Linked DNA regions of Homo sapiens: region 2 is linked to region 1. A link is an interaction called in ENCODE POLR2A ChIA-PET data of the cell type or tissue named here. Cell type or tissue: OCI-LY7. All regions are shown on one strand. Links, peaks and the distances in the headings refer to the core of each region. The heading gives the core; the rest is flanking DNA. Region 1 holds the start of ZCCHC8 (zinc finger CCHC-type containing 8). Region 2 overlaps MLXIP (MLX interacting protein).

Region 1 (15,403 bases), core at 1-8,000:
AGAGGAACATGCCACCACATCCAGCTAATTTTTAAAAATTTTTTGTAGAGACAGAGTCTCACCATGTTGTCCAGACTGGTCTCCCACTTCTGGTCTCAAGCAGTCCTCCCAAAGTGCTGAGATTACAGGTGTGAGCCATTGTGCCCAGCCAAAAATGAGTTTAGATACACAAAGTTAGCTCACATAGAGAAAAAAGGGTGAGATATGAGGAAGTTAATTTGAAATATTGGCCGGGTGCGGTGGCTCCTGCCTGTAATCCCAGCACTTTGGGAAGCCGAGGCGGGCAGATCATGATGTCAGGAGATCAAGACCATCCTGGCCAACACGGTGAAACCCCATCTCTACTAAAAATACAAATAAATTAGCCGGGCCTGGTGGCAGGCACCTGTAGTCCCAGCTACTCAGGAGGCTGAGGCAGGAGAAAGCAGAATCGCTTGAACCCAGGAGGTGGAGGCTGCAGTGAGCCGAGGTCATGCCACTGCACTCCAGCCTGGGCGACAGAGCGAGACTCCATCTCAAAAAAAAAAAATCTGAAATATTTCTAAATTCTAAAATTTAAACCTGTAGTCACCACTGCAGCCAGTTATTCCAACTGGTGCCAGGGACTAAAAAGTTCATGTGAGGCCAGGTGCAGTGGCTCATGCCTGTTAATTCCAGCACTTTGGGAGGTTGAGGTGGACAGATCACTCGAGGCCAGGAGTTCGAGACCAGCCTGGCCAACATGGTGAAGCCCCATCTCTACTAAATATATAAAAATTAGCCGAGTGTGGTAGTGGGCACCTGTAATCCCAGCTATTCGGGAGGCTGAGGCAGGAGAATTGCTTGAACCCGGGAGGTGAAGGTTGCAGTGAGCTGAGATAGTACCACTGCAGTCTAGCCTGGGAAACAGAGTAACACTCTGTCTCAAAAAAATTAAAAAATATAATAAAAAAGTGCATGTGAAATTACATCATGGCACCTCCAAATTCTGAAAGCTTGAAAATATAATTTCTCATAATCTGTACTTTAACAAATACTTTAGATTAGTGACCTGTTAAATAAATATATATTTTGAGATACCAGTAATATCTCTGTTAAAGTTAGGTGCCTAGGCTGGGCATGGTGGCTCATCCCTGTAATTCCAGCACTTTGGGAGGCCTAGGCAGAAGGATCACTTCAGGCCAGGAGTTTGAGACCAGCTTGAGTAACACAGCAAGACCCTGACTCTATCAGAAAAAAAAAAAGTAGCTGGGTGTGGTGGTGTCTGCCTGTAGTCCCAGCTATTTGGGAGGCTGAGGCGGGAGGATCAAGGTTTCAGTGAGCTATAATTGCAACACTGTACACCAGCCTGAGTGACAGAGTGAGATCTTGTCTCAAACAAAAACAAAAACATAAAATCAGATGCCTAAATGCAAATCTACACACTTTATCTTTTTCAAAAGCACATTACTTTTTCTTCTAAAATGCTGATTCTTTCATTGTTCTATTTATGAACACATTTTAACTATGTAAATAAATCTTCAGCTAGAGTAATACTGTAATCTTTTTTTTTTTTTTTTTCAGACGGAGTTTCGCTCTTGTCACTCTCAGCTCACTGCAACCTCTACCTCCCGGGTTCAAGGGATTTTCCTGCCTTAGCCTCCCAAGTAGCTGGGATTACAGGCGCCCACCACGTCCAGCTTATTTTTGTAATTTTAGTAGAGACAGCGTTTCACCACGTTGCCCAGGCTGCTCTCGAACTGACCTCAGTTGATCCGCCCACCTCGGCCTCCCAAAGTGCTGGGATTACAGGCGTGAGCCACTGCCCCTGGCCCATTATACTATAATTTTTTTTTTTAGGTGCTGGAATTACAGGCATGAGCCACCAGACCCAGCCAATATTGTAATCTTAATTCTAACTTTCTAGAAATGTTTGTTAAATAGGAATAGCTAGGTTAACAACTTGCCTATTCTGAACATTAAGTAAACATTTTCTGGATTTTGTTTCATCCTTTCATCCAATAAATGAGCTTACAATTTTAATCCACTTATGAGAATTCAGACCTTATCCCCACAATTAAATAACTATTACTTTGATTTCTTCAGAGTATGCTAAACAAATAAAAATGATACAAAAATCCCATACACTTTTTACAACGAAATTCTGATTAAATATTAATATCAGGATAAATAATAAGGGACAACTATGGAGTAATTTCAAAAATCTCATACCTCGGTCGAGTCAGAATGTTCAATTTTCGTTTAAGTTCTTGATGTTATTATTTGTTAAGGAAGATAAGCCCTCATTTAACAATGCAAATCATAAAATTCAACTACTACTTCTCTCACTTTTGGTGTCAGAATATTATAAAGACAAAAGACCCACGGATATTTTGAGGATGACACACTTATTGAGCTTCTATTTTGTTGCAGGGGTAGGCTTTTGAAACCCAAAATTAAAGTACGGTTTTTATCCTTTCGAACATATATTCTAAGACACGATCCTGAAGTTCAACAGACTAACAAACTGAACCAAAACCATTATTGAAGCATCAGTGTTCCTGTCAAACCTTTCAACAACCACTATGTGATAAAGAGAATGCAGTATAACGAGCTGTTAACAACTTTAGAATTTGGAATAAATCTATGGATGTCCACTGTAGAATCCTTTCAACTTTTTTTTTTTTTTTTTGAGACACAGTCTCACCCTGTCGCCCAGGCTGGAGTGCAATGGTGTGATCTTGGCTCACTGCAACCTCCGCCTCCCAGGTTCAAGGGATTCTCCTGCCTCAGCCTCCTGAGTAGCTGGGATTACAAGCACGCGCCACCACGCCCGGCTAATTTTGTATTTTTAGTAGAGACGGGGTTTCACCATGTTGGCCAGGCTGACCTCCTGATCCTCATGATCCACCTGATCCTCATGATCCTCCTGACCTCATGATCCACCCGCCTCGGCCTCCCAAAGTGCTGGGATTACAGGCTTGAGCCACAGCGCCCGGCCTCAACTTTTTGTATTCTGAAAATTTTCCTCACAATGTGGAGGAAGACGACATTCTGAAAAAATAAATCGCGCTTCACAAACCTTAAAAACTGATATACTGACTGGGCGCCGTGGCGGGCGCCTGTAATCCCAGCTATTCGGGAGGCTGAGGCAGGAGAATCGCTTGAACCCGGGAGGCGGAGGTTGCAGTGAGCCGAGATCGCGCCACTGCACTCCAGCCTGGGCAACAGACTGAGACTCCATTCCCCGACCCCGTCCCCCTAAAAAAGCTAACATATCAGCCACTTTCAGTTCTCTACAAATTTTAAAAGGAAAACTACCCGAACCAAAGTTATCTATCTACCTATAAAACTCTACGAACGTAAAAAAAAACATACTAGCAAATCAAGAAAAATCTGCAATCTTGTAACTCAAGTCTAACAGAAACTTCTTTGGCGCGTTTTCCTCAAGGCGTTGCAAAGCATCTTCAGCACAGAAGCGAGCTCCGAGTGGAAGAACTCTAAAATTAATCCCCAATTTTAATCAAGCAATTAACCAATTATCTCAGCACACCCGGATTCCTTGAGGCCCCCAACTCTGCATTCTGGGACCACTAGCGTTTGCCCCGGTATAAAAACCGATCCCGCGTCTAAGCAGCCGGTATTTCATCACCTACAACTGTAACATGACGGCACAATTTGAGCGTGGCTGCGAAATATGAAACCTCACCACGACCTCAAACAGAGGGGGGCAATTAAGGGCTTGTGTACAATCTGTCAGGTGAGCAGCCTAAAATAACCCTAAACACGGCACCCGGGTGGGAGGCAGGAGTGGGTCTGGTCAGGAGACGGCCTCCCTGAGGGGAAGAGGTCTGCGCCGAGGCAGCCTGCGCGCCCCGAACCCTAGACTCTCGGTCCGCCGGCGGGTGACAGAAAGCACTTGGAATTCTGGCCCTCCTGGAACTTCCGCCCGCGCCCTCGCCCTCGCCCGGCGCTGCCCCGGCCCCACGCCTGGCGCTGCCCCGGCCCCACACCCGGGTGACAGGGCCCAGCGAGAGGAAAGGATATTCTCGGCGCGGAGCTGCTCGATGGTCTCCTCGCACTGCCGAAGCCGCTCCCGTAGCTCCGCGTCGCCGACCCCATTTTCGTCCTCCTCGTCGCCGTCGTCGTCCTTGAAGCGAGTGTGAACGGGCTTCGGAATCGACTCCTCTGGGTGGTCGAACGGCTCGAAGAGCTCTAGATCGCCAAAATACACCTCTGCGGCCATTTTGGGCTGTGGAAAAGATTCGAGAAGAGGCGGAGCCGGCCACCAGGGCTTGGGGAAGAAGGTTGGAAGGCGGCACCACTCTCTAGAGCTCTGGCCGCACGGAGCCACCCGCTAGGGTTTTCTCCAGACGCAGGCCGCGAAAGCTGCACACGGGGCGGGGCCAGTCGCTAGAGACTACAACTCCCGGAATGCAGCGGGGCCTATCGGGCTTGCGATTGCCCGGAGGACGGCATGCTGGGACGTGTGGTTTCTAAGCGACTGGTACTCATTGTCTGCATTGCATCCTGGGATTGGTGCTTTTTGAAATGTGAAGAAAGCTGGAGTAGGTCAGAATGCGCTAAAGCAATCTGGGGGCAGGGCGGGGTGGCTCACACCTGTAATACCAACTACTCGGGAGGCAGAGGTGGGAGGATCACGTGAGCCCAGGAGTTGGAGACCACCCTGGGCAACAGAGCGAGACCCAGACACTACAAAAAAATATAAAAATTAGCTGGGCGATTGTAGTCCCAAGTACTCGGCAAGCTGAGGCGGGAGGGTTTGAGCCCAAGAGGTCGAGGCTGCATTGAGCCCAGATGGCGCCACTGCACACCAGCCTGGGAGACAAAGCAAGACCCTGTCTCAAAAAGAAAAAGAAAAACAAAAACCAGTATGGGATGTTCCTGTTAGGCAACTAAGGGTGAAAAATCAGAGCACGACGCATAGCTTCTCACAGATTCTGGTGTGCGTGCCACACCAGAGAATAAGGAACTCCATAGCCTGAAAGGGAACTGAATAAAAATAAACATAAAAGAGAATAAGAAACTCCAGCTTTGCTACAGAGATGACTGTTGTAGATTAGTTTATTGAGCTTGCTTCGTTTTTAATGTAAGATTAGCTAGACTCAACTATTTGTCTGTTGAGGCTTTCTGTCATTCAATCACATTATTTACTTACACCTTCGATGGGCCAGGCACTTGTCTAGGACCTGAGTATGGTTACAAGAGTAACCACAATAGAGTAATTCCTCCTCTCACGAAGGCTGTAGTCCACAAAAAGCAACAAAAACCCCATAATTATAAATGTTCCTGTTCTTGGGTCGAGATGGTTGTTGATGGATATTGATCACACAAAGAAATGTGGGCCGGGGGCGGTGGCTCACATCTGCAACCCCAGCACTTTGGGAGGCCGAGGCAGGTGGATCACGAGGTCAGAAATTCAAGACGAGCATGACCAACATGGAGAAACCCTGTCTCTACTAAAAATACAAAAATTAGCCAGGCGTAGTGGCACACGCCTGTAATCCCAGCTACTCAGGAGGTTGAGGAAGGAGAATCGCTTGAACCCGGGAGGCAGAGGTTGCAGTGAGCCGAAATCGTGCCACTGCACTCCAGCTTGGGCGACAGAGCAAGACTCTGTCTCAAAAAAAAAAAAAAAAAAAAAAAGGTGAAAAACACAGGAAGTTATGAATATTTAACAAACACCCTAGTCTGTGGGAGTCAGTAAAGTGAGGAAGTGAGACTTTAAGGATCGGCAAAGTTGGGGGTGGGAGGATGGAAGAGTGTCTTAGGTGTAAGGACCACCATGTTGAGTGAAAAGGCAGAGTGGAGCAAGATGAGGTTGGAACACTGCTAGGTCAGTGCTCAAAGGCCCTTAAGGAAGCCTCTTTCCGTTTACAACATTGGGAAGTCACTTACACATTTTAACATTTTTTTTTTCTTTTTGTGGACAACAGGATCTCCCTATATTGCCCAGGTAGGTCTTGAACTTCTGAGCTAAAGCTATCCTCCTGCCTCTGCCTCCCTAAATACTGGGATTACAGGAATGACCCACTGTGCCTGGCCATTTAAATTTTTTTTTTTTGAAATTTTATTTTTTGAGACAGAGTCTCACTGTGTCACCCAGGCTGGAGTGCAGTGGCATGATCTCGGCTCACTGCAACCTCCGCCTCCCAGGTTTACTTTCACTGAAAAATCTGCATGAGGCCTGGCGTGGTGGCTCACGCCTGTAATCCCAGCACTTTGGGAGGCCCAGGCGGGTGGATCATGAGGTCAGGAGTTCAAGACCAGCCTGGCCAACATGGTGTAACCCGGGAGTTCAAGACCAGCCTAGCTGACATAGTGAAACCCCGTCTCTACGAAAAATACAAAAATTAGCCGGGCGTGGTGGCGGGTGCCTGTAATTCCAATTACTCAGGAGGCTGAGGCAGGAAAATTGCTTGAACCCAGGAGACAAAGGTTGCAGTGAGCTAGGATCATGCAACTGCACTCCAGCCTGGGCAAAAGAGTCTCTCACAAAAAAAAAAAAAAGAAAAAAAGAAAAAAAAATTCTGCATGTAAGTGGACCCTAAAGTTCAAACCCATGTGTTCAAGGGACAACTGTAATTTCATCTTTTAATTATTTGCATTTGGCTACTCAAAAAAGAAATTGAAATAAAATACTTAGGCCAGGCACTGTGGCTTCACACCTGAATCCCAGGTAGCACTTTGGGAGGCTGAGATGATGCAGATCATTTGAGGCCAAGAGTGGGAGACCAGCCTGGCCAACAGCCTGAGAACCCCATCTCAGGTACATTGTCATGGGCCTTTGGTGCCAGCTACTCAGGGGAGTGAGGTGGGAAGATCACTTGGACCAATATACATATACACACATATTTTATTGGACAGTGCTGCTCTAGATGAGCAAAGTACAGGCTGTATCACTCATCATGTATGGTCAGCTCCTAAAATAACTGTAGACACACAGGAAGCTTTTGCGTCCACACTGCCTTAGAAGGTCATGAACATTTTTAATAAGATTGATTTAAAAAGGCAGAGCTTAATTGAAAAATGTTGATGATCACGAAATGAAGGATCCATAGTGTCATTTCCTTAGAAGGCTTAGATTTGTCACTGAAACACGGTGAAAAGCCATTTTGCCATAGAATTTCTGTGCTCTGGGAAAATGAAAGGTTTATTAAAGTACATTAAAAATCTTACAATCTGGCTAGGTGAAGTGGATCACACCTGTAACCCCATCACTTTGGGAGCCCTGAGGTGGGAGGATTGCTTGAGGCCAGGAATTCAAGACCAACCTGGGCAACGTAACAAGACCTTGTCTTTATAAAAAATTAAAAACAAGCTAGGTGTGTTGGTGAGCACCTGTGGTCCCAGGTACTCAAGAGGCTGAGGTGGGAGGACTGCTTGAGCCTGGGGGAGCCTGCTGCAATGCACTGCACTCCAGCCTAGGACAGAAAGCAAAAAAAAAGAAAACACCCCATTACTTCATTTTCATGTATAAAAAAAATACCTAATGAGCAAGTTGGCAAGACTTAATTCCAGCTTTTAAAATAAGGCTGTCAATCTTATTCCTGTAGTCTTCCCTGATTGTAATGTGCTCTCATTCTGTGATGTTTTCCAAAGGATTTTTCAAAGGAAAGCCAAACCTTATTACTTTGCTGTAACTGAAGTAAATTAACTTCAAGTTTTGCAGGCCCCCCCCACCCCTTGGCTCCAGATTTATGTTCAATCTAGTAACAAAACATTTTCTAGGCTGGCTGCAGTGGCTCACGCCTATAATCCCGGCACTTTGGGAGGCTGAGGAGGGTGGATCACCTGAGGTCAGGAGTTCAGGACCAGCCTGGCCAACATGGTAAAACCCCACCTCTACTAAAAATACAAAAATTAGCTGGGTGCGGTGGTACGCCTGTAATCCCAGTTACATGGGAGGTGGAGGTGGGAGAATTGCTTGAACCTGGGGGGCAGAGGCTCTGGCAGTGAGCCGAGATTGTGCCACTGCACCCAGTTTAGGCAACAGAGCAAGATCCTGTCTCAAAAAAACAAACAAAAAAAATTTCTAATATTTTAATATTTTATAGTCTATGCTGGAGAAGACTTCAAAGGGATAATGAGCAAAAAGCATGCAAAGAACTTGTTATAAGGCACTTTATTAAAATAAAAGTGCTTACATCCCTTTAATGCATTAATCTATCTCCTGAATAACACATGTAATATTTGACAAATACTGAATACCAAGTCTGTCCCTTATAATAGGAAAACATACTATTTTAGTAAGTTTTCTCCTTCCACCTTTTACATTTTTGCTCACCACGGTATTGACTGTAGTATAGTTAACTGGCCTTAAAAAGGGTGGTGGGGAGGGGATTTCTAGCTAGTGTTTTCTAACAGCAATTGCCAAATGCTACAGAAACTATAAAACAAATTCAAAGAAACATCCCAGGTAACTTAAATTAACACCAGTTTTGAGAAAACCATTTTTATTATCATTACCACCCAGCTTATCTGTGCTGGATTATGTACCAAATGGCCAGATCTTCTAAAGAACATCTACATAACATTTCTTTCATGTTTCAAGAGATGAAAATAACTGTACAAGGTTAAGTACAAAAGTACACAAGACAGCGGACACGAAAAAATCCATGTATGAGATTTTATCCCCACCTGCAGCTTTTATATATTTGAAAAGTAGAATTCATGAACTAAAAAATATTATCCTTCTATAGTCCTGTCAAGTTTAATGGAAGTGGGTTTAACCTGATTACAACACTAACACCAGTATCACTGATCTGATATTTACAAAAATTTGTATTTTTCAATAAATTAAAGTCAATGCAACACCCATGCAAGCTAGAGTGCTAGCTGTTTGGTGAACAAGGACGTGACATCAGAACAAGAAGTCTATAAGTCCCAAACTTTACAAGTGTGATCATTTTCAAACTGCATCCATTCCTCGCATTGAAGATGTGAAACCCAAACCCATTCCTCTTTGTGTGTGGGTTTGTGATCTTGCCATTTCATACTGAGCATCTAAATTTCGAAATACTTCTTCCTGCTGCTTCAGAGTCTTGTAACTTTCTTCATCAACTGAGCTACATCCAGCTTCATCTTCACTCTAAAAATCAGACATAAAACATTACAATGAATTCAGATGGAGATAAATATTCTCTCACTTGACACTATTTTTTATGTATTTTTTTTTTTTGAGATGGAGTCTTGCTCTGTTGTCCCGTCTGGAGTGCAGTGGTGCCATCTCGGCTCACTGCAACCTCTGCCTCCTGGGTTTAAGTAATTCTTATGCCTCAGCCTCCCAAATAGCTGGGATTAGAGGCACATGCCACCACGCCCAGCTAATTTTTGTATTTTCAGTAGAGACGGGGTTTCACCACATTGGTCAGGCTGGTCTCGAACTCCTGACCTCAGGGATCCCCCCTGCCGCCTGCCCCCCGGCCTCCCGAAGTGTTGGGATTACAGGTGTGAACTAGGCTGACACTATTAAATTATACTTTTGGCCGGGTGCAGTGTGGCTCACGCCTGTAATCCCAGCACTTTGGGAGGCTGAGACGGGTGGATCACCTGAGGTCAGGATTTCGAGACTAGCCTGGCCAACATGGTGAAACCCCGTCTATACTAAAAACAAAAAACAAACAAACAAAAATATACTTTTGGGATATGTATTTGATCTCAATAACTTAATTTCCATTCATTATTGAACACCTCCAAAGGACAAGGCAATGTTCTTTCTAGGTCTGGAATATAGCAGGGTGTAACAAAAGTTAACTTCAGTTTAGTAGGTTGGAAAAAACATAATATGTAGAAGATGTCAGGGTATAAATGCCACAGAGGAAAGTAAAGTAGAAAATGGGGATGGAGGCTGGGCGCAGTGGCTCAGAACTGTGATCCAGGGCTTTGAGAGGCCGAGGTGGAAGGACTGCTTGAGCCTCGAAGTTTAAGGCTGCAGTGAGGTATGACTGCACCACTGTACTCCAGCCCAAGTGACAGAGCAAGCAGAGCAAAACCCCGTCTCTCTCTCTCTCTCCAAGTGTGTGTGTAGGGAGGACAGTGGGTAGGGGAGATGGAAATGTTTCAGAATGGGATTGCTTGTTATTTCACAAAAGGTGGTGGGAAAGAACTCAAAAACGCTGACACCTGAGTAAAGACCAGAACTAAGAAAATGAGGGAAGAACAGTGCAGGAGGGCTAATAGCTAATACAAAGATCCCCTGGCACATGTGAAACTCACCTTAATACCCATCAATTTCCTAAATTTGACATTTTGGTCCTTGTTTCCAAAATTCAATTTTTCCCATATTTCAGCAGATTGGGATTTGTCCTGTTAACAAACACTGAACTTTAAAATATGTAAAATTTAAATATTTTTTAGGACATGAAATCTCTCAACAATGTCTAAATTAAAAAAAAAAACACCATGGATAGCATTCAATCAATGTAAGTTTAATTATTTCAAGACTTAAGAAACCACAAAGCAAAGAAATACAAGCAAGAGGTTGGCGCCGTGCTTCACTCCTATAATCCCAGCACTTTGGAAGGCCGAGGTGGGCAAATCACCTGAGGTCAGGGGATCGAGACTAGCCTGGATGACTAGGTGAAACCCCGTCTCTACTAAAAATACAAAAAACTAGCCTGGCATGGTGGTGGGCACCTGTAGACCCAGGAGGGTCTCAGGAGTCTGAGGCAGGAGAATTGCTTGAACCTGGGAGGCAGAGGTTGCAGTGAGCTGAGATCACACCACTGCATTCCAGCCTGGGTGACAAGAGCAAGACTCTGTCTCAAAAATAATAAAAATAAAATAAAAAAATGGATTATTTTCCTGTCATAGACCTTTTTCAACATGCAATTTTTGCGACTGCATGTCATTTGCATTTAATGTCATTTGTCATTGCAAATAATGTCAAAAAAAAAAAAGTACCTCATAATCTATGAAAAATTCTAAACCAAGTAGCCTCTTTTCCTTACTACTTCTATGGTAATATTAGTTTTCTTTGAAAGCTTGACTTCAATCAATTATGTTTTATTTTAGTATTAATAACTGGCAAATAAGACTATCATAGCTTATTATAAGTTTTTTGAGACAGGGTCTCACCCAGGCTGAAGTGCAGTGGCGTGATTTTTTTTTTTTTTTTCCAGATGGAGTTTCGCTGGAAACTCACTGCAACCTCCGCCTCCCAGGATCAAGTGATTCTCCTGTTTCAGCCTCCCAAGTAGCTGGGATTACAGGTGCCCACCACCATGCCTGGCTAAGTGGCATGATCTTGGCTCACTGTATGTAGGCTCTGCATCCCAGGCTCAAGCGATTCTCCTGCCTCAGCCTCCCAAGCACCTGGGATTACAGGTGTGTGCCACCACACCCAGCTGATTTTTATCTTCTTTTCAGTAGAGACAGGGTTTTGCCATGTTGGCCAGGCTGGTCTTGGACTCCTTACCTCAACTGATCCGCTCACTTGGCATCCCAAAGTGCTGGGATTAAAGGCATAAGCCACCCGCGTCTGGCCACCCCAGGTTCTTACAAAGTTAAGCCGAAAGTAATATTTTTCAACCCAAATTTGTTTTTCTAAGCAATTACTAATTAGGAATAAACGACAGAAAAGCAGAATAAGAGAACTTACCCCTTCTTTCTTGCCCTGCCAAAGCATTTTCCTTTTTTTCTCTTGTTCAGCAAATTTCATTGGATTAACAGCGGCTGGGTTATAGTAGCTAGGAACAGCTATTCCTGTCTCTGCCAAAGCTTTAGCTTGCAGGGCTGCCATCTGAGCTGCCATGGCTATCTGAGGTGTTACTTGTGTTCCTGATGCCAACAGGGCAGCAACATTGAGAACAGAACCTCCAGTAGCTGCAGCTGCTTGAAGAGAATACAAAAATGGATTTTAAAACGATTTTAAAACATAAACCTCCTGATTTACATTAACGAACGATTTATAAAAAGCTATGAATGTGCAAAAAGGCAGGATTTTCACCAAATCCAAGGAAATGACTGAGTATTAGCTCACAAGTTTTTAGCAAACATTTATTGTGTTCATCAACGGACATATTTCTACATAAACCCTTGATATATAAACCATTTATTGCAAGGCGCAGTGGCTCACGCCTGTAATCCCAGCACTTTGGGAGGCTGAGGTGGGCGGATCACCTGAGGTTGGGAGTTCGAGACCAGCCTGACCAACATGGAGAAACCCCGTCTCTACCAAAAATACAAAATTAGCCGGGCGTGGTGGTACATGCCCGTAATCTCAGCTACTCGGGAGGCTGACGCAGGAGAATCACTTGAACCCAAAAGGCGAAGGTTGCAGTGAGTCGAGATCATGCCACTGCACTCCAGCCTGGGCAACAAGAGCGAAACTCCGTATCAAAACAAAAAAAAAACCCATTTATTTACTTTGAGGATAGAGAATTCTGCAAATAGTAAGAAAGTATGATTTCAGTGGAGATGAACTATAGTGTTTCTAAGGTATAATTACAAAACAATAAAACCTTGTATTTTTTTAAATTTATGAAATGTTCTCATGGACATTTCATTTGATGCTCACATCATATACTTGAAAAACAGTATGCAGCTAAGGCTGGGCGCAGTGGCTCACGTCTGTAATCCCAGCACTTTAGGAGGCCAAGACAGGCGGATCACAAGGTCAGGAGTTCGAGACCAGCCTGGCCAACATAGTGAAACCCCGTCTCAAATAAAAACTACAAAAAAATTAGCCAGGCGTGGTGGCAGGCGCCTATAAGCCCAGGTACTCAGGAGGCTGAGGCAGGAGAATCACTTGAACCCGAGAGGTGGAGGTTGTTGTGAGTCAGGATTGTGCCACTGTACTCCAGCACAGGCGACAGTATGAGCCTCCGTCTCAAAAAAAAAAACAAAAACAAAAACAAAAAAAAACCCAAAAACAACAACAGTATGCAGGTATTATGCTAAGTCCAAGTTCAATAAAGCCCTGGTATTTCCACTGTGATTGAGCAGTCCTCTGTAAAAAAAGACACCTCTGATTACCTATTTTTGTCAGTCCAGAATATAACCTTAAAAAGTACTTAAATTACCAACATTATGGGAACCAGAGTTACCAAAGAGAGTAATGATGTAGTAAAAATAAAATGGCTATTTGTAAACTTTTAGAGTTTCAAATAAGTGCCACTGTTTACCAAAAATGTAAAAAACAACAAAAAACCATCTTCCAGATTAAATTTCATACCAAATCAACAGTAAGCTCTTCGTGATAATTTTTTGTTTTTTGTTTTTGTTTTTTTCTTTTTCGTGAGACAGGGTCTCACTCTGTCACCCAGGCTAGAGTGCAATGGCGTGATGTTGGCTCACTGCAACCTCTACCTCCCGAGTTCAAGCCTCCTGAGTAGCTGGGACTATAGGCACACACAACCACGCCTGGCTAATTTTTGTATTTTTAGCAGAGATGGGGTTTTGCCATGTTGGCCAGGCTGGTCTTGAACTACTGACCTCAGGTGACCCACCTGCCTTGGCCTCCCAAAGTGCTGGGATTACAGAAGTGAGTCACTGAGCCAGGCCTGATAATTTTTGAAATCTGCAATGTTTGTTACGCATAAAAACTTGATTTCTTGAAAGAGAAATACATATTTCAGATCAGTTCACTTTCTTGCATAAACTACATTTCCAAAATCGTAAAAGACATCTGGGGCCGGGCGTGGTGGCTCATGCCTGTAATCCCAGCACTTCGGGAGGCCAAGAAGGACGATCACCAGGTCAAGAGATCGACACCATCCTGGTTCAACACGGTGAAACCCCGTCTCTACTAAAAATACAAAAATTAGCTAGATGTGGTGGTGCACACCTGTAGTCCCAGCTACAGGGGAGGCTGAGGCGGAGAATCGCTTAAATCCAAGAGGCAGAGGTTGCAGTAAGCTGAGATCACGCCACTGCACTCCAGCCTGGGCGATGGAGCGAGACTCCGTAACAACAACAACAAGATCTGTCATGATGACTAGTGTTACATAAACAAACATACTCATTACTAATTTATCAACAAAAATTATCCACATGGACCACATCAGAAACAAGCTACAAAACACTTAAGTGAGAACACTAAAATACACGTTTACAGTGTACTGATGGGAAGTAGGAATCATAGGTGATTTTCTTCCTATTATTTTCTATATTTTTCAATTTTTCTACAAAAAGCATGTCAAACTTAGGCTGGGTGCAGTGGCTCATGCCTGCAATCCCAGCACTTTGGGAGGCTGGGGCAGGAGGACTGCTTAAGCCCGAGATCAAGAATAGTCTTGGCAACATAGTGAAAGGTCCTCTCTACAAAAAATAAGAAAAAAATTAGCCATGCATGGTGATGTGGGACCTGCAGTCCCAGCTACTCGGTAGGCTGAGGTGGGAGGATCACTTGAGCCTGGGAGTTTGAGGCTACCATGCGCTATGCTGGAGCCACTGCACTCCAGTCAGAATGACAGAGCAAATCCCTGTGAAAAACAAAAAAGCTTGAAAGAGCTCAAATCGAGATGACTAAAAAAGAATGAAAAAAATTACCTGCAGCTATTTCTTGTTGTTTTTGTTTTTCAACCATTTCCTTTTCTCGCTGTTCTTGTAATTTCTTTGCCCTTTCCAACCTGCAAAATTAATTTCAATGAATTTAAAATAACACAATATAAAACCATTATGTATATATCTCTCTATATGTGCATGTACAGAGACAAGCCAACTTCCATAAAATTTTAAATTTTTAGCATCCCTCCACCGATAGCCGTATGTGAAGAAAAAGCAATCATTCTTAAGATGATATAAGCTACATTTGAAGAATACCACAACAGTGGTTTTAAACATTTTTGAATTGACTAGTCAGAAATGGGCATAGTTTTTATATGCAGTTCCAATTAACAAGTGAAAAAAATTACGTCTTGCAAGTAACATATTGAAAGCTGAGTAAATTTTAGAGCATGGTTAAGTAGTAAATAAATTTATAGAATTATCTAAATGTTTCTTGAGGGAGAAAAAGCCAGCCGATCAAGACATTCGGATAATTTTTTATATTGTACAGACCTTAGTAAAGTCTTCAATTTAATAAAAATCAAAAAGCCAAAACTAAAAGGTCAAGCAAACCTTGCCATTCTCTGTAATCTAATAAAATGGGAGGAAAACTTTTCTCAATTAGGAAATTACTTCTAGCAGTTGAACAAATTTATCATTTACAAAGGAACTAGTAACATGAAACACAAATTCATCCCAAAACAAAAATGAATTTTTTTTTGAGACAGTCTCACTCTGTTGCCCAGGCTGGAGTGCAATGGCACGACCTTGGCTCACTGCAACCTCCGCCTCCTGGGTTCAAGCGATTCTCCTGCCTCAGCCTCCTGTGTAGCCGGGATTACAGGTACACACCACCATGCCCAGCTAATGTTTGTATTTTTAGTAGAGATGGGGTTTCACCAATGTTGGTCAGCCTGGTCTCAAACTCCTGACC
Region 2 (15,403 bases), core at 2,673-10,672, 360 kb before region 1:
CAAGGGGGCGAGCAAAGAATTTTTTTTTAAACTGAACTGTTTTTTGTAGTAACTGCAAGGTCTGGGAAGTTTTTCTGGGACATTGTTCAGCAAGGAAATTGGCTCTGGATTTAGCCGTGACTGTAAGCAGTTCTCCCTCGAAGCAGCAGAGGGCACTGATGACACAGCCAGCTCCCTACCAAGGCCCTGCAGTTAGATGGGTCCTTGAGCACCTGCCATTGTGACAGCAGCAGAAACGTCAGGCCTGGGAGTGTTTCAGAGCCCAGGATAGTTGCCAACATGTGTGGTTCCAACCAGAGCCCCCTTTCTACAGAAAAAAAGGTGTCTCAGGGTAATACCCTCTGTCCATGGCATCCCCCTGGGCCATGTGGGGTTTAGGGGTTTAGTCCTTGATTTGTTTGAGTCTTTTTTTTTTTTTTTTTTTTTTTTTAGAGACAGGGTCTTGCACTGTCACCCAGGCTAGAGTGCAGTGGTTCAATCATGGTTCACTGCAGCCCTGAACTCCTGGGCTCAAGCGATCCTCCCACCTCAGCCTCCTGAGTACCTGGGACTACAGGCACACACCACCACACCCAGTTCATTTCTTCATTTTTTTGTAAAGACGGGGGTCTGCTATGTTGCCCAGGTGATCCTCCTGCCTCTGCTTCCCAAAGTGCTGGGATTACAGGTGTAAGCCATCACACCCAGCCTGTTTTAGTCTTTGTTATTTTGAGACAGAGCCTTGCTCTGTAGCCCACGCTGGAGTGCAGTGGCAAGAACACGGCTCACTGCACCCTCAACCTCCCTCCTGGACTTAAGCGATCCTTCCGCTTCAGCCTCCTGTGTAGTTGGGACCACTGGTGGCACCAACCAGGCATGGTGGTTGTGGTTGGCACCTTTTTTTTTTTTTTTTTTTTTTTTTTTTTGAGACGGGAATCTCGCTCTGTCATCAGGCTGGAGTGCAGTGGTGCGATCTTAGCTCACTGCAACCCCTGCCTCCTGGGTTCAAGCCATTCTCCTGCCTCAGCCTCCTGAGTAGCTGGGACTACAGGCATGTGCCACTACACCCAGCTAATTTTTGTATTTTTAGTAGAGATGGAGTTTCACCATGTTAGCCAGGATGGTCTTGATCTCTTGACCTCATGATCTGCCTACCTCGGCCTCCCAAAGTGCTGGGATTACAGGCATGAGCCACCGTGCCTGGCCCTGTTTGAGTCTTGATTCCAGCAAATGCTGGGCACACTGAGCTCAGAAGACCCCTGCTGTTGTTTTTCAGACCTCTTCTCTTCTAGCCGCTCCATTTTTGGCTCCATGCTACCTGCATCTGCCTCAGCACCTGTACCAGATCCCAACAACCCACCTGCACAGGTAGAGGAAGCTGGGGGATGGGTGGGGGAAGGGGCTGGCAGGCACAGGGCTGCTCATCAAAGGTTTGCTGCCAGAGCAAGGCTAATGGCATAGCCACACAGTCACCAGCAAAGCGCCAAGCAGTGCTAGACCAGCACTAATGTGCAGAGGCACGATTCCATCCCTCTTTTACAGCATCCTTCAGCACCCATGGGGTGGGAGACTCTTGGTCCAGGTGTGCTTCTGCCTGAGTGCCAGGTAACCTATGTGCAGCTAGCTCTGCTCCGACTAATTAACACAGAATTAGCTAGACAGAGAAGAAAAACATGGATTACTAATAAAAATAACTTCTGTATATTTCTTTCACGTTTTACTAAGCAATCCAAAAAGTTGCTTACAGGTGCTTGGGGCTACAGAGCTGAGTGAGGTACCATTCTTTGTCCTTACGGAGCCCTCATGCTTATGCCCATGACCAGTTAGACACTGGTAACCTGGCACCATCTTCAAACGGGCTCCGGGAAGAATTGCTACTGCAGAGACTGGGATCTGAACCATTGATTCCTCGTAGCTTTTCTTATTTAGGAAGAGGTGGCCTGATGACCAGTTGACACGTGAAATTGTCCTCGGGGATTCCCGAGCAGCTGCAATCCAGGCTGCCTCTGCTCAGTAATAGAAGATGGCAGAGACTTTGGGGAGACTCTGCTGGACTCCAGAAACAAGATATTCCCAGGCTGCTAGCCAGCTGTGTGAGGGCCGTTGCCTTATCTGAGCTCTGAGTTATTTAGTTTTTAATGGAAACAAGACCCCCGCAGACACGCAGGGAAACACAAATCCCTATCAGATCAGCAGCCATGGACGTGGAGACGTGGCCTTTGTCCCTCTGTCCCAGCGCCCGGCCTGTGTAGTTGGACTTGGCAGTGTGCAGCGCTAGAAAGGAATTGTCTGACCCCAGCATTGCTTCCTGGCTCCTTTCTTCCTTTTTCAGGAGAGCATCCTGCCGACCACAGCCCTCCCCACTGTGAGCCTTCCTGACAGCCTCATCGCGCCCCCTACCGCCCCATCCCTGGCTCACATGGATGAGCAGGGCTGTGAACACACCTCCCGGACTGAGGACCCGTTTATCCAGCCCACGGACTTCGGTCCCTCAGAGCCGCCACTGAGTGTCCCGCAGCCCTTCCTCCCTGTCTTCACCATGCCCCTGCTGTCTCCCAGCCCCGCCCCACCGCCCATCTCCCCCGTGTTACCATTAGTTCCTCCTCCTGCCACTGCCCTGAACCCCCCGGCTCCACCCACCTTCCATCAGCCACAGAAGTTTGCTGGAGTCAACAAAGCGCCGTCTGTCATCACCCACACGGCCTCTGCCACCCTCACCCACGATGCCCCCGCCACCACCTTTAGCCAGAGTCAGGGCCTTGTGATCACCACCCATCACCCTGCCCCGTCAGCGGCCCCTTGTGGGCTGGCACTGTCTCCTGTCACCCGGCCTCCCCAGCCACGGTTAACTTTTGTGCACCCCAAACCTGTATCCTTGACTGGGGGCAGGCCTAAGCAGCCCCACAAAATAGTGCCTGCTCCCAAACCAGAGCCCGTGTCCTTGGTGTTGAAGAATGCCCGTATCGCCCCAGGTGAGCCAGGCGGGGAGACTCAGTGCGGGGCTCCCCCCGACCCAGAGGGATGTTTTCCCATCCCAAAGGCTTTCAAACTTGTGACCACCACCACCACCCTGGTGTGCACGTGCATGCGCACACACATACACTTAAATGAAACAAAAGTGTCATGAAATAATACATGGCCATGATCTAGTCCGTTTTCTATGCTCTATCTTTTTTGTTTTTTTGTTTGGTTTTTTTTTTTTTGAGACAGTCTCTGTTGCCCAGGCTGGAGTGCAGTGGCATAATCTCGGCTCACTGCAACCGCCCCCTCCCGGGTTCAAGCGATTCTCCTTCGTCAGCCTCCCGAGTAGTTGGGATTACAGGTGTGCGCCACTATACTCGGCTAATTTTTGTTTGTTTGTTTGTTTTTTGAGATGGAGTCTCACTCTGTCGCCTAGCTGGAGTGCAGTGGTGTGATCTCGGCTCACTGCAACCTCCGCCTCCTGGGTTCAAGTGATTCTCCTGCCTCAGCCTCCCGAGTTAGCTGGGATTACAGGCGCCCATCACTACACCCAGCTAATTTTTTGTATTTTTAGTAGAGATGGGGTTTCACCATGTTGGCCAGGCTGGTCTCGAACTCCTGATCTCAGGCGATCTGCCCACCTTGGCCTCCCAAAGTGCTGGGATTACAGGTGTGAGCCCCCACACCCAGTCTCTATTCTCTTTTTTTTTTTTTTGAGACGGAGTTTCACTGTTATTGCCCAGGCTGGAGTGAGATGACATGATCTTGGCTCACTGCAACCTCTGCCTCCCGGGTTCAAGTGATTCTCCTGCCTCATCCTCCTGAGTAGCTGAGATTACAGGCATGTGCCACCACACCTGGCTAATTTTGTATCTTCAGTAGAGATGGGGTTTCACCACATTGGCCAGGCTGGTCTCGAACTCCTGACCTCTGGTGATCCACCTGCCTCGGCCTCCCAAGGTGCTGGGATTACAGATGTGAGCCATTGCACCCAGCCTCTCTATCTTTTTTTTAAAGTTAGTCACAACCTACAGTGTGAAAACATGGTCCTGGCCATCTCTTTCCTGGGTCTATAACATGTCTCCTTCAAGAAGTCACACAAATGGTTTTAGGTGCCTTGGTGGCTTTGTCTTCCTGTCCCCTGGGGTTGAGAACAAGCTGTCTCACTGGCAGAGAGGCAGCCTCTGCAGGGTGGGCCAGGCCCTGTGGCCCAGGGCTGCACCTGAACATCCTCCTTATCCTGGCAGCTGCCTTTTCAGGCCAACCACAAGCGGTGATCATGACGTCAGGGCCTCTGAAGAGAGAAGGGATGTTGGCCTCCACCGTGTCCCAGTCCAACGTGGTCATTGCGCCTGCTGCCATCGCCAGGGTGAGGAGGGCCCTAGGCAGACCTGCAGTGTCCTTCTCACCCCGGAGCACTCTGATCTTGGGCGGCCCTCACCTGAGACGACTGGTGTGCCGCCCTGCTGTATATCAGCAGTCAGGGGTGACCTGTCTCCCATGTCACTGCAGGCTCCTGGGGTCCCGGAGTTCCACAGCAGCATCCTGGTGACAGATCTCGGCCATGGCACGAGCAGCCCGCCTGCCCCCGTCTCCCGGCTCTTCCCAAGCACAGCGCAAGACCCCCTGGGGAAGGGCGAGCAGGTCCCGCTGCATGGGGGCAGCCCCCAGGTCACTGTCACAGGGCCCAGTGAGTGTTCACTCGGCGGGATGGTTGGGGCATCGCAAGGGAAGTAACTGGGCCTGCCGTAGACCATGGGGGGTGCTTGCTGGGTCCCCAGGACGGAGCCTGGGCTTAGGACACACAGTGAGGTCTTGTAGGCCTGCTGATAACACAGTCTGGGAACACGCTCTGTGGGTGGCAGGATGAAATGTGGTGGCACTGGCAGGGCAAAAAGTAGTGAACATGTGGCAGTGTAGGTGACCCGTGTGCTCGGGGAGTCCCTGCTGACTGCCCACGAAGGCCTGGTACTGAGCTGCTGATCTCACCCAGAGAAGGGATTGAGGAGCCCTGGGCTTCCTGTCTCTGGGAGCATCAGCCTGGGGTTGCTGTGGCCACAGAAGCCGTCCAGCCTCATCTGGGCACCAACGTGGCCTTCCCCAGCAGGTCTCAGCACTACAGGTCTGTGGCCCATGTCCACTCTTAGGCCATCCAGGGGCAAGATAGTCAGAGCAGGACTGATTTTGCCCAGGGACATCTGAGGAGCCAACAGGCCAGATCAGGGACAAATGGTGTGCCCGAGGCTGTGCTGCTGGTAGAGGGTGTGGGCAGATGGGGCCCCTTCCCTCAAATGCCTGCCATACCAGGAAGGGAAATGGAAATGGCCTCTTTTCTTAAATAAATGCATGGTGTAGGCCAGGCGCAGTGGCTCATGCCTGTACGCCCAGCACTTTGGGAGGCTAAGGCAGGTGGATCACTTGAGGTCAGGAGTTCGAGACCAGCCCAGCCAACATGGTGAAACCTTGTCCCTATCAAAAAATGCAAAAAAAAAAAAAAAAAAAAAAAGCAGGGCTTAGTGGCATGCACCTGTAGTCCCAGCTACTCAGGAGACCGAGATGGGAGAATCACTTGAATCCAGGAGGTGGAGGTTGAAGTGAGCTGAGATCGAGTCACTGCACTCCAGCCTGGGTGACAGAGCGAGACTCAATCTCAAACAAACAAAGGCATGGTGTAGCTGCTCCTGGAACTCTGAGCAAACAGTTGTCTCCCTCTTCCCTCAGGAAGACGCGAATGAGGGAGGGTCTCTGACTTAGTGGGCTCAGCCAGCAGGGGCCTTTTCCAAGGACAGGCTTTGGAGAGTAAGGACTCTTCAGTCTGGAAAGATAGAAACAAGAGAGTTGGGAGTCAGGCCCCTCAAATAATCGAGGGAGAGGTTAGGGCCAACCATTGCCTTGGTCTCCGGAGTCTCAGAACACAGAACTTAGAGCCTGCTGCACAGCCTCACGGGGAGTTTGGGGAAAATAATCCAGCAGAGAGGAAAGGAAGCGGAGGCATTTGTTACAGTAAAGCAGAATGGGCCGAGAAGGCCGAGTCCACCTGGGACTGAGCACGGTCACTCACTCCTCTAATCCTAGCACTTTGGGAGGCAGAGGCAGGTGGATCGCTTGAGCCCAGGAGATTGAGACCAGCCTAGACAATATAGTGAGACCTTGGCTCTATAAAAAATGTTTTTTAATTAAAAAATATAATAATAATAAAGAGCCCACCTGCGAAATATCTCGTAAAGCGACACCAGTGACTGGAACACGTCACACAGGGTTGCTCCATCGTGTTCTGTGTGGATTAAGGGTGTTTTTGTTGTTGTTATTAATTTAAGATTTTCAGGGAGTGAATAAGAATAATCTAAGGAAGCATGTGTGTGCAGTTGAAAGAACCAAGTGCAATACGTGGCTAGCAGCGAGCACCTCATAACCCTGCAGAGACCCCAGGCTGCCTCCTGGTGGCGTTGAGGGGCCAGGCCTCCGCCCCTCAGAGGAGTCTGTTCTTACCAGGTCGGGACTGCCCAAACTCAGGGCAGGCCTCTCCGTGTGCATCGGAGCAGAGCCCCAGTCCTCAATCTCCCCAGAACAACTGCTCAGGGAAATCCGACCCCAAAAATGTGGCTGCACTAAAGGTACCGCATGTCTCCTCTTGGTTCCCTTGGGAGGAGGGGAGAGGAGTGCAGGACATCAAGGATCTGTGTCTTGTCTGGAACGGAGACCTCAGACCCAGCCAGAGCTGCCCAGGCAGGGGTGGATCAGAAATGGGCTTCTCCTTGCCCCATGCCACGAACCAGCCCTGTGGGGATGGTGGGCCCCCTGGAGGCTTTTGGGTGAGCCCCAAGCCTGGGAGCCAACGCTGAGTCCACGTAGTGTGCAGGTACTGCTCAGGCTGCCCGCATCAGTTGCAGGAGGGGTGTGGCCACCACCAGAGCTGTGCTGTGGGGAGGAGGCAGGGCTGGGTGGGGAAGGCGGAGCTTGCAGCACCTGGGATGCACCGGTTCAGCCCTGCCGTTCCCAGCCCCAGCTGTGCACCATTCTGCAGAGCGGGTTTTCTGTGGTTCCCAGTCTTGTCCCTCCGGCTCCTCATTGGAGCCTTCAGCTTCTCGTCGTGCCCTCCTCCCACGTAGCTCTCTAGCCCTGGCCCTTGGGCACCCAGGATCAGCGTAGGGGGTGAGGAAGGGTGGACAGTGTGCCTGCAATGTGCCTGTCTTAGTGACCAGCGGGTTCTCCAGCAGAACCGGCAGATGAAGCACATCTCAGCTGAGCAGAAAAGGCGCTTCAACATCAAGATGTGCTTCGACATGCTCAACAGCCTCATCTCCAACAATTCCAAGCTGGTGAGTTGCCAAGAGCGTGGGCTGTGGCAGGGCAGGGGAGCTGGCAGGACGTGCTCCCTGCGTGGTCATTGCTGGTGGCAGGCCTGCTGGCTGTGGGTGCTGCCTCCAGCCACCTGCCCCTTCTGCAGACCAGTCACGCCATCACACTGCAGAAGACTGTGGAGTACATCACCAAGCTGCAGCAGGAGAGAGGCCAGATGCAGGAGGAGGCCCGGCGGCTGCGGGAGGAGATCGAGGAGCTCAATGCCACCATCATGTGAGCTTCTGGGCCTTGGGGCTCCAACCAGGCACCCCATCCCGATGCAGGGCCTGCCTCAGAGGTGGTGGGACCCTGTGGCCTCATCACTGGTCAGTGCCTCTTTGCTGCAGTAGTTCTGCTCTTTGTCAACCTCCTTCCACAGACCTCTCTTCTCTGTGCCTGGCTGTGGCCCGGCACTGGGCCAGCCCTGCCATCTTTTGTCCCAGGGTCCTTATTGGCCACTGGCTGCTCCACAGCTCCCACGGCTCCTGTCATTTCAGCTCCTGCCAGCAGCTGCTCCCTGCCACGGGAGTCCCCGTTACCCGGCGCCAGTTTGATCACATGAAAGACATGTTTGACGAATACGTGAAAACCCGGACCTTGCAGAATTGGAAGTTCTGGATTGTATCTTTGGGTTTTCTTTTTGCTCTTCCCGGCCCTCAGCCAATGCACTGAAGCCACAGACCGTGGCACTGTAGTTACTTTAGAAAGACTCTTTAAATGCCTGTCACCAAGCTCCTCACGACAGGCAGTGCTAGTGTCTATCTCGGGAGAGAGTGGTCCGGCCTGGCCTGCTGTGTGGGCTGGAGGTGCTGATGGGGCTTCAGGGTGCTTTGCAGGAAGGGCTAGGGAGGTAGAACGGTGGGCTTCGCTCTCTAGGTCCTTAAGAAATCAGGACAATGCTAGAGCCACTTGCAGAAGGTGCAGGGGAAGGAGGCATGGTTCCACACAGCCTGGCAGCCAGCTCGGTCCTCGAAGCCACAGGGAGGGTGAGTGCCACCCCTGCTGTGACAGGCGGAAACCAGGACTCCCTCCACTGAGTGGTAGAGCCCAATTTGAAGCCTAATGGAGCATGTCCACCTCTAGGGGCTCTCGTGCCAAGGCCACCTTGCACTCAGCCTTCCAGGTGGCAGCACGGCTCTCACGGGGAGTGGTTCCCGCCTGGTCACTCCCCACCCTGCCACCGCTCTGCCTCTGAGTAAACGGTCGGCACATGTGTTGGGTTGACCGTGGCATTGGGGCAAGGGTCTGACAGTCAGAGGTGACGGTCGTGCAGGAGGAGAGAATCCCAGCTGCAGCTATCGGGCAGGGCAGGGCGCAGCACCTGTGTGTGCTGGAAGGGACAGAGTGTTTTTGTTTGTTTCTTTTTTCCCCCTGAGACAGGGTCTCACTCTGTCACCCAGGCTGGAGTGCAGTGGTACAATCACAGTTCACTGCAGCCTCCACCTTCCCAGACTCAAGTGTTCCTCCTGCCTCAGCCTCCTGAGTGGCTGGAACTACAGGCTCATGCCACCACGCCCGGCTAATTTTTGTATTTTTAATGGAGATGGGGTTTCACCATTTTGGCCAGGCTGGCCCCAAACTCCTGACCTCAGGTGATCCCCCTGCCTTGGCCTCCCAAAGTGCTGGGATTACAGGCGTGAGCCACCGTGCCCGGCCATAAGAGGCAGTTTTTAATTGAAGAGATGACAGGCACCAGCTCTGATTCCTCTGTGTTGCTGTTTTACTGCCTGCCCTGGTCCTGATCCCTGTCATTAATAGAGCTGGGTGGCGTCTGGAATGAATCAGAGCTTCTTTGATGAAATGGCATACTCCCCATCATCAGGCCGAGGTGGAGGAACTGTGAGTGCCGTCCTGATCAAAGTCCGAGGGGAAACATGCCTCAGGCCTTCACTAAGATGGTCTAGGAGACTGGCATGCACTTTTGCATTTAACACAGAAGGCAAACGCCACTTTCAGGCAGATGGCTCCTGCCTTTATTTATTTATTTATTTATTTTGAGAACAGAGTCTTGCTCTGTCACCCAGGCTGGAGTGCAGTGGTGCAATCTCGGCTCACTGCAGCCTCCGCCTCCCGGGTTCAAGCGATTCTCCTGCCTCAGCCTCCCAAGTAGCTGGGATTATAGGCACCCACCACCACGCCCAGCTAATTTTTGTATTAGTAGAGATGGGGTTTCACCATGTTGGCCAGGCTGGTCTCAAACTCCTGACCTCAAGTGATTCACCCACCTCAGCCCCCCAAAGTGCTGGGATTATAGACGTGAGCCACCGCGCCCGGCTGGCTTCTGCCTTTCCACCTGCTCTGTGCCTTTGATGTTCCTGGCACTGTATGTAAGAACGATTTTGATCGCATGTTTGTGCTAGGACCTGTTCCAGACTAGAGACCTTCTGTGTCCCTGTCCCCTGCCTGCTCGGTGCTTGAGCGGCCCTGTTGTCCAGGTACAGTTAGAGCAGAGTGTTTTCATGAAGTGGAAGACACACCTTGCCTAGAGATCTCTCCCTCTTTTCCCCAGTGATCCATTCTCTGTGGGCAGATACTTTCCAGCCCCAGGGGAAAGGAGTACGCCAGTCCAACCACCTTCGGGTCTGCAGTCCCCAGCCCCTCTCCGTGCTTGCCTTTTCTTTAACCACACACTGCAGTTCAGCATCATCATCAAGCCGCTGTTTGAGTCGTTCAAGGGCATGGTGTCCACCAGCAGCCTGGAGGAGCTGCACCGGACGGCGCTCTCCTGGCTGGACCAGCACTGCTCCCTGCCCATCCTCAGGCCGAGTGAGTGGGGCAGTGCCAGGGTGGGGGGCTTCATGCTAGTCCTGGAGGGAGGACAGCCCCAGGCTGAGGACAGTATTAGCCAGACTCCACTGCAGGCAGCCAGGTGGGGCCGGGGCAGGGGCACAGTGCTGTCCAGGAGGTCCTCAGTCAGGAGCGCCCAGTGGGGGCAGGAGGCTCCTGCCCTTTTGTGTCTCCCAGCTTGTTCAGACCCAGCTTGCATGGATCTAGTGCCAACTATTTGCCAGGCCCTGTATCAGGTGCCTTCAGGTGTGTTTTCTTGTTTAATTCTTATAACAACAAGCAAAGATTATCCCATATGTTAAGGTTATAGAAGCTTAATATCAGAACAGCTGGCAGCCCCATGGCACCAGGAACAGCATAGGATGCTCCACCTACGGCAGCTCCTGGATTTGGGGAGGCTTCTGGAGGCAGAGGGGTGAGTGCCCAGGTCTCGGTGTCGGCCCCTGGCACTCCTCCCTGCAGTCCAGCATGGCTGCTGCTCGCCCCGTGCCTGAGCATTCCCACATGGGTTGTAGGTACAAAGCCGAGTGTGCGGTGTGTGGTGGGTCTGTGTCACTGCCTGTGTCTGACCCTTTCTGTCTTGCAGTGGTATTGAGCACGCTGCGGCAGCTGAGCACCTCCACCTCCATCCTCACAGACCCGGCACAGCTGCCAGAGCAGGCGTCCAAGGCTGTCACCAGGATTGGCAAGAGATTGGGAGAGTCCTAGCTGCTTAGCTGGCATGTGGCCGCATGAGATGCCAGGAGACCCTTCCCTGCCCATGGAGAGTAGGCTGCGCCCCCCAGCCCTTCCTGACGCTCAGCCTCGGGGCCTCTCTCCAACTCTGCCGGCCCACCGTGGCATCGGGAGGCCATGCTCAGGTCTGAAGCAGGTTTGGGGCCTGCTGACAGCAATAGCCCGCCTTTGGGAACCCCTTGCTGTGAACTCTCTCACTCAGTGACCTCAGTCACCAACCTCCTCTGCCCTCGGGGCAGCCCACACAAAAGGGAAGTGCTGGCCGTGCTGGTCCTGCCCTGCTGGTGGCCTGCCGGGCCTGGCGCCGGTGAGCGGAATCGATGGGATGAGGGTGACAGGGCCTGCTCCTGTCCTGAGGCCCAGCCTTGTCCCTCCTGCCACGTCCTGTCCACATGCATGCCTCTGCCTGATGCCCTGCTCCACTCTCTGGTCTGCCCGTGGGGCAGTTGGAAGGCGTCTTTCTTTCTCCCCTCAACTCTGACAGCACCCAGCCCTTGTGGATGGACTTGGGCTTCTATTCAGGCTTATGCATGGCAGGCTGCCAGGGGGAAGTGCCTTCTTCAGAGGTCCTCCAGGACACATGTGTGCAGAAACGGTGGATGTGGAACACACAGGACCAGAATGGAAGCGTGTGATGCACGGTGGCTGCTCTGGCTGAGAGGCCCTGCTGGGCATGTTTCATCTGTCCCCTTTTAGCTCCACCTGACATTGCAGGATCCATGGGGACTCAGCCCAGGGCCTTCTCGGATGTCACCTCACCGCTGTGGCCCTTCTGCCGTTCTTCTCCACTTGGCTCCAGCTGCAGCTGTTGACAGATCAAGCATGTCCTGTGGGAGCTTAGAACCCTGAAGTTCTAGTGTCTGAAAGATCAGACTCCACGTCCTGCTGTCAGCCTTGTCATCTTGTCTGATGTCTTTCAGCTGGGAGCCCCAAACCAGGACAGTTCTCGGACCAAAGATGCCCCCACACTCAAAAGTCTGTCCCGTCTTGTGTTTGGAGAAGGAAACAATGTTGGCAGGCAGCACTCTGTGGTGGTCAGCCCTCAGAGCTGTTTCTAGGCATCTCTCAGATCAGACAGCAAAGAATCTACCCAGATCTGGGCTGGGTGGAGGTGTGGCTGGGCTGGGGGCCATTCTGAGCCTGCAGTGAGAGTTTGGCCCAGCCTCAGTCCTTGCTCTTCTCTGGCTACCTCTGCAGGGAGCTGCAGGGGCAAGCACTCTCTCCAGCACTCAGGAAGCCCGGCCGAGGGTACCTCCTCGTGGAAAGAATGCACTTTAAAGCTCTGCTGAGGAGTTCGGAGCCCAGGCTTTCAGGCGACCTCTGCCCTCCCTGCCTCTCCTCACCCTCCCTCTCTTCCTGCAGGGCCTGGGAAGGGCTTTGAGGGAGCCTGGGAGCCATGTGAAGAGGGGCACGCCTGGGCTGTCCCACAGTTTAGATCCAGTTGGAGGTTCTCCCTGGCTCCTGCAGGCCTGCGGGGATCTCTCCCCACTTCAGGCCTCCGGCCAGCTGCCTGCCCTCTTGTCTGTGCTTCAGCCCTGCACAAAAGCAGCTTGGTGACACCACTCAGCCACCCAGAGTACGTGTTTACAGGCTTTCCAGATCACCTTCCTGTGGGGTGAACGTAATGAGGCGGGGCTGGTCCTTGGAATTTCCCCTGGAAAATGGTAACAGACTCCATCCTTGACCCGGGGATGAGCATGAAGGCATTGTCCCAAAGGCAGAGGCCACCGTGGTAGGAATTCCACCAAGGCCAGAAGGGAAAAAGGAAGAACCCACCGTGTCTGGCTGTGCGGGCCCTGGGGAGGGTCGTGAGTGCAGCCCCTCTCTACTTCTGTGCCTTTGTAAAACGTGTAGATAACCGCAGTGGTTGGCTGAGCCAAGAACTCTCCTAAATCAGTGGCTTTCTCCCCACCCCTTGCTGGGGAGTCATTTTTAAAAAAATCTGTGGGATATAAAATTGGCCTCCTGCTGCTTCAGCCTACCTCTCCCTCTGCTGACTTAATGTCGTGATTCTGTTTCTTCAGATATTTAAGGCTGTTAGGTTGTGTGAGCCTTGAAGTGTGTGTGTGTGTCCCAGCGACTGTCCACTGTCCAGGAGATGCATGTCTTTGTATTGGAGATATTTCTGTAACTCATTCTCTTGGTGCTCACGATTGCCATGGCCATAGGGCCACAGTGCCGTATCTGCTGCAGACATGATTGTTTCTTGTTCTAGAGGTTTTCTTGTTTTCGAATCTTGCCTGATGAATCCAGCCAGACCAAGGGGCCTAGATTTGACCTCTGTCCTGGGCTCCTGGGCCAGGTGCAGGAACATCTGAGGCCACTCTGCTGGCCACCTCCAGTGGGTGCTGACCACAGGATGGGCTTTGTTTACACTCATTTTCACCCTGATTCTTGCCCCCACTTTCATAAAAGAAACTTCAAAATGCTGACGCTTTGGAGAGTAAGAAAATCAATCTTGGCTGGGCACGGTGGCTCCTGCCTGTGATCCTAGCACTTTGGGAGGCTGAAGCTGAAGGATCACTTGAGCTCAGGAGTTGGAGACCAACCCTGGCAACATAACAAGACCCTGTCTCTACAAAAAAAAAAAAAAAAAAAAAAAATTTAGCCGTGTGTAGCAGTGAGTGCCTGTGGTCCCAGCTACTTGGGCCTGAGGCTGGAGGATTGCTTGAGCCTAGAAGTTGCAGTGAGCTATGATCATGCCACACTGTACTCCAGCCTGGATGACAGAGTGAAACCCTGCCTCTAAATAAAAGAAAATAGAGGCAGACTGTGGTGGCTCACGCCTGTAATCCCAGCACTTTGGTAGGCCAAGGCGGGTGGATCACCTGCAGTCAGGAGTTCACAACCAGCCTGACCAACATGGTGAAACCCTGTCTATACTAAAAATACAAAACATTAGCCACGTGTGGTGGTACACGCCTGTAATCCCAGCTACTCGGGAGGCTGAGTCAGGAGAATCACTTGAACCTGGGAGGCGGAGGTTGCAGTGAGCTGAGATTGTACCACTGCACTCCAGCCTGGGTGACAGAGCAAAACCCTATCTCAAAAAAAAAAAGAAGAAAAAAATAGAAAATCCAAAAAGAAAAACCAGAAGGCCTGCTGGCGTATAAATCCCTGGGCGGGTTTCTGATAAATTGCCCTGTGCTGTCAGCCCCTGCACTGCACTGCTGCCTTCCATGGTGGGTGGGAGACCCCAGAGCGGGGCAGGCGCCACTGAGGGCTTTTCTTGGAGTCGGCCAGCAGGCCACGCAGCATCCGGCACCCTGGGCGGGCTGGCTAGCTGCCTTCTTAGGACATCTCTACTTTGAAGGATTTTACCGCAGGAAGCAATAGCAGCGCTGGCCATTGGTGCTGATGACAGCATTGGGTCTGGTTGAGGGGAAGGGGCTGGAAAGCAGCAGACCCCCCCAGTGCTGCGCATGGTCCCGGAGCTGTCAGCCAGGGGAGTGGGGTCAGCCGTCAGCCAGCCCTCCCATTTCCCGCCCATGGGCCCTGACCACACTCCCTTTTCTAGAAGTCAATCCTAAGGTTTCTCTGCTCTGGCTAAGAGGATGTAAATTTGGATTCTTAGAGGGCATGGCACCCCCAGTCCCTGCCCAGATAAAGTAGCACAGTGGCAGGCAGCACCTCTGTCTGTTGCTGACGTTGGGGGGCTTACACACCCACCTCATCTCCGTGCACAGCCATGACTGGCCCTGCCGGCAGCTGGGGTGCAGGTAAGGGTCTCTCTCATAGAGGGGAGCTGCAGCTGAGAACTGGCGAGGCCCCTTCCTCCAAGGCCCTAGCTGGCCCCCGGGTGAACCTGAGGTGGCAGGTTCAGGTTTTCAAGATGGTGAGGTCTCGCTGTCTGCTGGACAGTACGTTAGGCTCTCAGAACTCATGGGTGTGGAGCTGGGCCTGTCCCGGGCCAGTGGACCCCTGTGTGTGGGGGATTTGGGGTGCTGTGGGCCTGGTTATGCACTGGCAGATGGACCTTGCTTTGGTCCAGCTCTTTTCCTTACCCTGGCTCTGACGTGGGAAGGCTTGGAGGGCCCGTCTCATCACCCCCGTTCGCCCTCAGCTGTCCCTTTCCCTTGTCGCCTGGCCGCTGCCTCGCCCGCCTGAGGCCTCCTAGCAGGCAGCCTGGGTGTGAGTTGAGCCTCTCTCTTTTCCCTCTGGTGGGAAAGTGGCCTTTCCCTCAACACCTGCTCCCCGGCCCCAGAGGAACCCACCTGTTTTGGAGCTCAGCTTGGCCCAGCGTTTCCTTGGGGAAGGGAAAGGAGGGCTGGACAGCACTGATCCGGGCAGGCAGCGTGTGCAGCAGTGGCCAGCCAGAGTGCCAAAGATGCACGGGGATGTGGTGTGTGGCTCCGGGCCCTCGACATCTCTGCTTTGGGGGATTTTTACCTTGTCTGCACACTTGTCAGGGGAGAGGGGACAGCAAGGTGGGAGGTTGAAGAGCTTTGAGGCTCAGCAGCATGTTTGTGGCATTCGGTGGACACCATGGCCTTGGGCGGCTGGACAGGTTTTTGTGATGTGAGGGACACGCATGGGGCACATGGTAAGCTTGGCAAGGGCTCCAGGAACGCTGACGAAGGGTTTTAGGACCCCCACCCCC

The links. Peaks named below come from ENCODE experiments on the same cell type or tissue, not always from the same donor. Only the 100,000 strongest peaks of a DNase experiment are listed, where the experiment ranks them.
Region 2: POLR2A ChIA-PET joins it to region 1 with 27 read pairs; 2 of 35 experiments call an interaction of 5 or more read pairs at or near these places.

The regions. Positions count from the first base shown.
Region 1 is chr12:122,496,637-122,512,039 of GRCh38, forward strand. It overlaps ZCCHC8 (zinc finger CCHC-type containing 8), which reads right to left and starts at 4,296. Exons shown (of 14, transcript NM_017612.5): 1 at 4,006-4,296; 2 at 2,191-2,233. The coding sequence starts at 4,204. RSRC2 (arginine and serine rich coiled-coil 2) reads right to left here. Exons shown (of 10, transcript NM_023012.6): 7 at 14,473-14,552; 8 at 11,582-11,811; 9 at 10,198-10,287; 10 at 6,818-9,070. The coding sequence ends at 8,891. RefSeq lists enhancers at 3,264-3,955, 3,956-4,649, 4,145-4,224, 4,425-4,484, 4,535-4,714 and 1 more and silencers at 3,855-4,004, 7,433-7,633. In OCI-LY7, for the core only: CTCF peaks have their summits at 4,769 and 4,968; DNase peaks (open chromatin) are centred at 3,655, 4,395 and 5,715; H3K4me3 peaks cover 4,959 bases; H3K27ac peaks cover 5,133 bases.
Region 2 is chr12:122,131,037-122,146,439 of GRCh38, forward strand. MLXIP (MLX interacting protein) reads left to right here. Exons shown (of 17, transcript NM_014938.6): 8 at 1,256-1,347; 9 at 2,312-2,951; 10 at 4,188-4,309; 11 at 4,453-4,630; 12 at 6,433-6,554; 13 at 7,158-7,259; 14 at 7,388-7,515; 15 at 7,779-7,902; 16 at 9,918-10,047; 17 at 10,655-15,403. The coding sequence ends at 10,776. Among named protein-coding and RNA genes, the nearest start is that of IL31, 35 kb to the right of the region's middle. RefSeq lists an enhancer at 7,130-7,992 and a silencer at 11,453-11,653. In OCI-LY7, for the core only: CTCF peaks have their summits at 6,395 (motif pointing left) and 6,594; no DNase peak of the experiment used is centred there.